2 separate regions of the Homo sapiens genome follow, and region 2 is linked to region 1. Evidence: read pairs that join two places in POLR2A ChIA-PET (ENCODE). Cell type or tissue: B cell. All regions are shown on one strand. Each heading gives the region's core, and the rest is flanking DNA. Links, peaks and the distances in the headings are about the cores only.

The links. ChIA-PET counts read pairs that join two places held together with the same protein. Peaks named below come from ENCODE experiments on the same cell type or tissue, not always from the same donor. Only the 100,000 strongest peaks of a DNase experiment are listed, where the experiment ranks them.
Region 2: POLR2A ChIA-PET joins it to region 1 with 7 read pairs; 2 of 35 experiments call an interaction of 5 or more read pairs at or near these places.

The regions. Positions count from the first base shown.
Region 1 is chr15:44,668,608-44,672,999 of GRCh38, forward strand. PATL2 (PAT1 homolog 2) reads right to left here. Exons shown (of 18, transcript NM_001387263.1): 8 at 3,781-3,849; 9 at 3,408-3,549; 10 at 1,360-1,480; 11 at 1,170-1,267; 12 at 903-956; 13 at 673-806; 14 at 373-532. Among named protein-coding and RNA genes, the nearest start is that of SPG11, 7.1 kb to the left of the region's middle. RefSeq lists an enhancer at 3,765-3,834. In B cell, for the core only: no CTCF peak of the experiment used is centred there; DNase peaks (open chromatin) are centred at 581 and 2,204; H3K4me3 peaks cover 428 bases; H3K27ac peaks cover 3,884 bases.
Region 2 is chr15:44,918,513-44,922,904 of GRCh38, forward strand. It overlaps the pseudogene LOC100420928 and the pseudogene LOC100129830. Among named protein-coding and RNA genes, the nearest start is that of TERB2, 36 kb to the right of the region's middle. In B cell, for the core only: no CTCF peak of the experiment used is centred there; no DNase peak of the experiment used is centred there.

The DNA of each region.
Region 1 (4,392 bases), core at 354-4,353:
TTATCACCACTATGACTCTCCATCCCCAACACTGACACCTTCGGTACCTACTTGTCCTAGGAATCCTTCTCTAAGAAAAGTAGATAGGGGCTCAACATTTATCAGGGCGTCCTAATCTTTTACTCAGACCTCCTCAGCACACTGACACCTGTGCAACCATACACCTGTTGCTTTTTGTTCGTCATACCTGAAGATGATCCACTGTTCCTATAATAGTTCTGTAACTTCCTTGCCTGAGGGTGGCAAGGCCAGCATCCCTCGCTGTGCCCAGCACCTTCTCTGGCATCTCTGGGGCATGTGGGGACTGGAGGGGAGGAATGACCCCTAACCTATTCAGGAGACCATCCTCTTCTCCACTCAATGCCACAGTACCTGATCAGCCACATCCCTCCGGACCAGGAGGGGCAGATGGTGGGTGATAGCCAAAAGAATGGTAACAGCCTGATCCTGGGGCAGGAAGGGGAGCAGCCGGGCCACCAGGGCCTTCCCCTTCCTCACAGAGAGCACCTGCAGGAAGCCATCTGCTGCCTCTCTGCAAGGGAGAGAGGAGAACATTTTCAGAGCTCTGCATAGAGGAGAGGGCTACATGCCACAAAGGAGAGGCAGAAGCAAGACCAGTGTCTTTGCTGCTCCTTCCCTTCCTGGGCTGAGGTGGAACCCTCCCACACTCACTCCAGGTTGTTCTGCTCCTGGGTCTTTAAGGTCTGGAAGAGCTTCTCAACCTGGTTGCTTTGCTGCTCAGAAAAGCAGGGCGGTGGAGGCCTATACTTCCAGCCTTCCTCTATTTCTAGTAACTGAAGGAACATCTGGGAATTTGAGGGTGGAAAAAAGAGGTAAATTTGGGTAATATCTCATTCTCAAAGGTAGGTTTGGAACTCGTCCCTAAGGAACTGATATCTCACCTTCTCAATCCGGTATAATACCCGAAGCCTCTGACTGCTTGCAGCTTCTATATCCTAGGAGAAGGGAGTCACCAGCTATCAGCTACACTGCCACTGCCACAGCCCTAGCCCAGGCCCCCAACTAGCTAGAGATTGAGCTGGAAAGGCTAGAAACAAAGTCTGATCACACTTCTTCCTCCTTCTTCGGTCACAGTCTTAAACACAAGAATGTTCTAGACCCTTCTTCCAAAGGGGAGAGAAAAATGTCTGGGAAGATAGTGCTCCCACCTGCTCTTGAGTTCCATGGGGTACCGCATCAATAGCTCGGCGAGGGCTGAAGCATGTCGACACAGCTACCTGGCCCAGGGAACCCTCGATTCGGACCACTGCATGAGAAGAGAGGCACATTTCCTTCCCCCTCCCACACTCTGTCCACCCAGATGCCCAGCCCAAGTCAGCAGGTCAGCCCTGACCCTACCGGACTCATAAGCCTCTGCCTTCGGAATGTAAGGCGTTACCAGCTTGAGGGACTCAACCCGGTTTCTTCGTCCAAGTAGCTCTTCGTCTGCCTGCTTCTTCTCTAGCTTCTGGTAATATTCCTGAGAATGCACGGAATAGGAAACAAAAAAACAAAACACCTTATATTCATCTTTTGAATTTAGAATTAAGTTTCTCAAGTGCAGCCTCTTAAGTTTAGTTTTTTTGTGTGTGTTATAAGTTTTGTTGTTTGAGACAGCATCTCCCTCTGTCACCCAGCTGGAGTGCAGTGGCGCAATCTCTGGCTCACTGCAACCTCCCTGGCTCAAGTGATCCTCCCACTTCAGCCTCCTCAGTAGCTGGGGCCACAGGCACGTGCCACCATGCCCAGCTAATTTTTGTATTTTTTGTAGAGGTGGGATTTCACCATGTTGCTCAGGCTGGTCTTGAACTCCTGGACTCAAGCAATCAGCCCTCCTTGGCCTCCCAAAGTGCTGGGATTACAGGCGAGCCATTGTGCCCAGACAAGCACGGCCTCTTAACACTCTTTCCTACAACAATCATTCCAGAAATGATGCTGGCACCTTAGGCCCTCCTTGCAGTTATTCTAAAGTGTCTTAAGCACCCTGGGCCCCACATCACCCATCTTGGAATTCACATACCAAATACTTAAAGACCAGATACCACCACCAAGTCTGATGAAAGGTCAGAGAGCAAAGTGGAGAGCCAGTGAGCAAACCTGTTCCAGCGTCTGTAACCTTCCTGCATTCCTCATGCTCTAGTACCCACACACTGCATACCACCTGTCCTCCCCACTTCCCCATTTAATCTTGTGATCTCACCTGTGCTTTCTAAAAATCAGTTATCTGATGGTATGAAGGCCATCCAGAGGTTTAAGCACAGAACTAGCTATAGGGAAGTGTTTGTCAGTTGCCCTCTAGGCCAGTTTTATACTTCTGTGGATTTGCTCAGCAGCTCTGACATTTTCTTAAAGTTGAGAAATCCTAAACTAAAATCCACTGACAAGCCAAACAAGGATTTGAAAAAGGCTCTTTTGTTTAGAAGCAATGCCAAAAAGGCAAGAATACAAAACTATTTCACTTTCAGTGACCCTCGCAGAAAAAGGAGGGCTTTTGAAGCTTGGTGGAAAGAAAGGAAAAATACCTAATGTAAATGAGAAGGCAATAAGGATGGGGCACTGGATGGGAGGCTCCCAGATGTTGAGGTGAAAGTGAAACAGCCAGCCGGGCGCGGTTGCTCATGCCTGTAATCTCAGCACTTGGGAGGCCGAGGCGGGTGGATCACTTGAGGTCAGAAGTTCAAGACCAGCCTATCCAACATGGTGAAACCCCATCTCTACTAAAAATACAAAAATTAGCTGCGTATGGTGGTGCATGCCTGTGATCCCAGGTACTTGGGAGGCTGAGGCAGGAGAATCACCTGAACCCTGGAGGTGGAGGTGGCAGTGAGCTGAGATGGTGCCACTGCACTTCAGCCTGGATGACAGAGGGAGACTCTGTCTCAAAAAAAAAAAAAGAAAAAGAAAGATAACAGCCTAGACAACCCAAAAACTTGTGGATAAAGACTTGCCCCATAAATAAAGGCAGAAGGAAGCAGGGGAAAATGAGTAAAAATATCTGCTGTCGTTCTTTCAATTAAACAAACTGAATCCCACTATTTATAACATCCCTGTGCTTTAGATCTAAAAAGTCAAAGTAGATGAATATAACAAGACATTTCTCAGCATACACAGGTGGGAAAATCCATATTTCCTGGGTGAACAGGGAAAATTCTTAGCAAAGAGTAGAGACAAAACCCAAGTGTGTTTGGGGAACTGGAAATAATCTTAGTTGGCTGAAATGTAGGAAGATAGAGAGAAATGAGTTTGGGATGTCAATTTTAGAAATACGGCCCCCATCCTGTAGTGATTCTCTCTCCCACCTGAACAGACATGACCTCTATGAGCCGAAGAGAGGATCAGAGCGGGCCCGGGAGTCCAGGCCCATTTGACCCAAGGTCAGAGGCTGGGCTGAGTACTGCGGGGCTCACCTGGTAATAGTAGTCATCCAGGCGGGGTTTTGCACTCTGCAGCTGCACCATCTGCACTTTTATCACCCAGTCCTTCTCTTTTCTGGTCATGAGGTTAGCATAGGGGTCTGGCTGCTGAGACCAAGGCTTCTTGGCTGGGGGACTTTAAGCCAGGAGGAACAACCCTTTAGACTTACCCACCACTGGCACTTCCTAAGGAGTGTGGTGAGCAGGAAGTGGGGCTCTCTGGGAAGGATGGAGCAAGCACAGAGGTGGGCAACAGTATGAGAGTTTTAACCACCACATGGGAGATTTGAGGGAGACAACTGGTCACAAGGGGAGACCCGGCATGCAAATGGGCTCCCCTCAACCCTGCTCCTGGTCTGGGCTTTACCTTGGTGTTTGACTATGCTGCTGCTGCTGCAAGATTCGTTGGTGCCGAGGGTGGAGCTGGGTCAGATGACTGGGAAGACAAGAAGTAACGAGCTGGGTGGAAGGAAGCTCTCAGTTCTCTGCCCCCTCCATTCATTCAGCCCAGGTCAGCTCTGATGGACATCTAAGGAACCTTATCTGTTTAGGTACTTTCCCAAAGTCAGCCACATGGCACATCATAGTCCTAGACCCACAGGGTTCCCAAGCTCCTCCAACATCTATTTTCCTGCAATTTGGCTGCAGGAAATCTTGGAACAGTAGAAAACATTTTGGCCTGGTCATCAGGAGTTCTGAATAGTAGTCTCAGTTCCATCATGCTACCTGATTGCAAATAAATTTTTATTTTTAATTTTTGAGACAGTCTCCCTCTGTCATCCAGGCTGGAGTGCAGTGGCATGGTCTCAGCTCACTGCAACCTCTGGCTCCTGGGTTCAAGTGATTTTCCTGCCTCAGCCTCCCAAGTAGCTGGGATTACAGGCGCTCGCCACCACGCCTAGCTAATTTTTGTATATTTAGTGGAGACACAGTTTCACCATGTTGGCCAGGCTGGTCTCGAACTCCTGGCCTCAAGTGA
Region 2 (4,392 bases), core at 201-4,200, 250 kb after region 1:
ATTTATTCAATTGAGAAAATAAAAAGATTAAAAATTTTTACTTTAGTTCTACCAATAAAATTCACAACAGAGTATTGCCACAGGTTGAAATTATACTTTTAAAATTCTGACTAATTTTTTAAGTTTTTTAAAATTTGTTTTTGTGTTACACTGTTATGTCTTTGTGAAAAATCAGACTGTTTCTTTATCCAGCAATAATACATAAAACAGCACTGTTACATGTCCAAATGTAGGCATATGTCCTTATCTATGGCTGATTTTAATATTTATCATTGCTCTTCTTTTTTTTTTTTTGAGACGAAGTTTCGCTCTGTCGCCCAGGTTGGAGTGCAGTGGCGCGATCTTGGCTCACTGCAACCTCCGCCTCCTGGGGTCACGCCTTCTCCTGCCTCAGCCTCCCGAGTAGCTGGGACTACAGGCGTCCGCAACCACGCCCGGATAATTTTTTGTATTTTTAGTAGAGGCGGGGTTTCACCGTGTTAGCCAGGATAGTCTCGATCTCCTGACCTCGTGATCTGCCCGCCTCGGCCTCCCAAAGTGCTGGGATTACAGGCGTGAGCCACCGCGCCCAGCCGGAATACTTTCATTTATTAACAAATGATATGACTAGGCACCCTGAAGAGCCAAGATGATCGATTAAAATATTCTTAGAATGTTAAGGAATTCCAAATGGGTAGATATAAGACCAATACTCTCAATTCAATAACTCAGAGTGGCTGCTTTCGCTCGCAAAGTGGAGGTATCTTCAAGGAAATCGGAACCCGTGGTGATCCCTGGCAACCCGATCTGTTTTTGGCTGTTTCTAAACATTAAGGAATGGAAACTCCATGGCGGCCCTAAGTAGCCTGGTTTCAGGCTCTCATGGATGCACTGATAGAAGGTGATACCTGTATGCTAAATTATGAGAAAACCACAGCAACTCCAATTTCAACATATTGAGGAGATGCTTCTGTTGCTTCCCAATTTGCCCATATGAAGACATCAAAAAAGGACTTAAGGATTCAGAGAAAGAGAAATCTTATGATAAAGAAAAGAATTAGATTTTTGGAAGAAAAGCTTATAGGAGCTCAATTAGATGAAGAAACAAGTTTTGTGGAATAGCAACAAGTAAATAAGGCCTATTATGCATATTGAAAGATTTGTGGCCCGGCGCGGTGGCTCACACCTGTAATCCCAGCACTTTAGGAGGCTGAGGCGGGCGGATCACAAGATCAGGAGATCGAGACCATCCTGGCTAACACAGTGATACCCCATCTCTACTAAAAACATAAAAAATTAGCCGGCATGGTGGCAGGCGCCTGTAGTCCCAGCTACTCGGGAGGCTGAGGCAGGAGGATGGCGTGAACCCGGAAGGCGGAGCTTGTAGTGAGCCGAGATTGCCCACTGCACTCCAGCCTGGGTGACAGGGTGAGACTCTGTCTCAAAAAAAAAAAAAAAAAAGAAAGAAAGATTTGCATTGATAGACATGATTTAAAGAGCAAATTGGATAAAATGAGTAAACACAACTCTGAATCTTTAAAAGTATTGAATAAACAGATGCAATCTAAAGAAGTAGAACTCTAGCTAAGGACAGAGGTGGAAACTCAGCTGGTGATGAGGAATTTCAATCCACCTTCATCAAACTGGGAGGTGGAAATGTTAAGCTGTAACCTGAAGATCCAAGGTTTGGAACAAGAGCTGATGAGGAAAGAATATAACGATCTCAAAATAGAACTACTCAAAAACCAAACAAACCTATCTGTATGAGGAAGACAATCTTGAAGAGCAGAGATCTCTGAAGAGTAAGAACTTCAAGTGATAATACACAGAATGTATACTGGCAACTGAAGAGATAAATGTCTAATTTATATCTGGTGACTCAAGTGCTAGCTGAACTATTAAGAAAACTGGAAACCCCAACTGCAATCAAGAAAGCCTGCACCTCAGTAAGATGCATTGAAGACCCTTGGAAAGACAGCACAAAACTGCACATGATGAATTTTACTGCAACATACACAAGACATCCCCTTCCCTGACCAAATGGCAAAGTTCTTTTTTATACTACATCTTCCCCTTTACCAGGAGATATAAAGGTTTTATCAGAGAAAGCAGTCCTCCAATCACGGACAGATAATGAGAGAGCCATTCCTAATGAGGGCACACACTCTTATGGCAGAAATTCTCTGGAAGATCATTTTGAGTATTCCCAATCCCTCCTGACTCAAGTGAGACAGCATTTAGGAAAATTAAAAGTAAAATTTTGCCTTTTAACAAATGTGCCACTACTGCATTACTTGGATCAACATAGTCAAAATTTCCTTTATAAGACTTAACTCTGAAGAGATTCATCATTTGATCAAAAGGACACTGTCTCTCAGTGGTTCTCTCAAGAAATTCTTAACAAACTAAACGTAGATTTTGATTAAAATTTTGTAGAGTTCTTTAGTATATGCATTTGAACATACTGTATGATATTATGTAGTTTATTTCCAGTATGAAAGAATACCCTCCAGCTCCATATTCTAAGAAACAGATATATGCTACTAATTTTTTTTTTTTTTGATACATGGCCTCACTCTTTCACCTTGGTTGAAGCACAGTGGAATGACCATAGATAGCTCACTGCAAACCTCAACTCCTGGGCTTAAGCAATCCTCCTGCCCCAGCCTCCCAAGTAGCTAGGACTACAGGAGTACACCATTACATCCAGTTAATTTTTTTTTTAATCTTTTGTATAGACTGGGTCTCTCTATATTGCTCCGACTGGTCTCGAACTCCTGGCCCCAAGCTATCCTCATGCCTCAGCCTTCCAAAGTGCTGGGATGACAGGTGTGAGCCACCATGCCTGGCCTGCTACCATACTAATTAATAAATACCTTGGGCCCAGAAGTTCAAGACCAGCCTCAGCAACATAGTGAGATGCCATCTTGACAAAAAATAATTTAATTAGGCTGGGTGAATTGGGGCACACCTGTAATCCTAGCACTTTGGGAGGCCTAGGAGGGTGGATTGCTTGAGGCCAGGAGTTTGAGACCAGCCTGGCCAACATGGCAAAAACATGTTTCCATTAAAAATACCAAAAAAAGTTGTCCAGGCGTGGTGGTACACACCTGTAGTCCCAGCTACTCAGGAGGCTGAGGCACAAAAATTGTTTGAACCCAGGAGGTAGAAGTTGAGAGGTTACGGTGAGCCAAGATTGTGCCACTGTACTCCAGCCTGGGTGACAGAGCGAGACCCTGTATCAAAAAAAAAATTTTTTTTTTTTTTGTTAATTAGCCAGGCGTGGTGGCCCACATCTGCGGTCCTAGCTACTCAGCAGGCTGAGGTGGGAGGATTGCTTGAGCCCGGGAGTTCCAGGTTGCAGTGAGCATATGATCATGCTACCTCACTGCAGCTTGGGTGACACAGCAAGATCCTGTCTCTCTCTCTCTCTCTCTCTCACACACACACACACACACACACACACACACAAATTAAGTAAATAAATAAATAAACATAAGGTGTTTAAGAAAGAAGAAAAACGCCTCTTTATACCATAATTTCCACATCTGAGAATTTACATGAAGAAAACTATCAAAAAAGTAGAGCAAGATTTACTTTTAAAAAGATGTTCATGGAGGTGTCATAAAAGTAATAAATTCTAGGCCAGGTGTGGTGGCTCATGCCTGTAATCCTAGTGGCATTTTGGGAGGCTGAGGAGGGAGGATCTCTCGCTTCAACCTGGGAGGTTGAGGCTGCAGTGAACTGAAATAACGTCACTGCACCCAGCCCTGGGGGTCAGAGTGAGCTTTTGTCTCAAAAAAAAAAAAAAAAAAGGTTAAACAAACAAAATGAAATGCCATATGCTGCCAGTACACATCATAATATCAAATAAGATTTTTCGGCCAGCCACAGGTGGTTTATGCCTGTAATCCCGCCACTTTGGGAGGCTGAAGCAGGTAGATCACTTGAGGCCAGGAATTTGAGACCAGCCTGGAAAACACGGCCAAACCCCATCTCTACTAAAAATACAAACAATTAGCTGGTGTGGTGGGGTGGCATAGTCCCAGCTGCTCGAGAGGCCGAGGCATGAGAATTGGTTGAACCCGGGAGGCAGAGGTTGCAGTGAGCCGAGATCACGCCACTGCACTCCAGCCTGGGCAACAGACTAAGATTCTGTCTCAATTAAAAACAAAAAACGAAGGTTATCACTGGGAGAGGATTTGGGAGAAATTAGGATTTTATACTAATTCTGTACTGCCTGATTTTTCATACATCAAGTTTGTATGATGTAAAAAAAATCAACGTCCCTAGTACTATGCTAACAAATGCTTCAGCAGGTAAATTGAGGGTATATTTTATCTGTGTTCACACTGCACCCTCTGGTGTTTCCACAGAGAAAAGGCTCTAAGTAGACACCTACCTAGGGTTTAT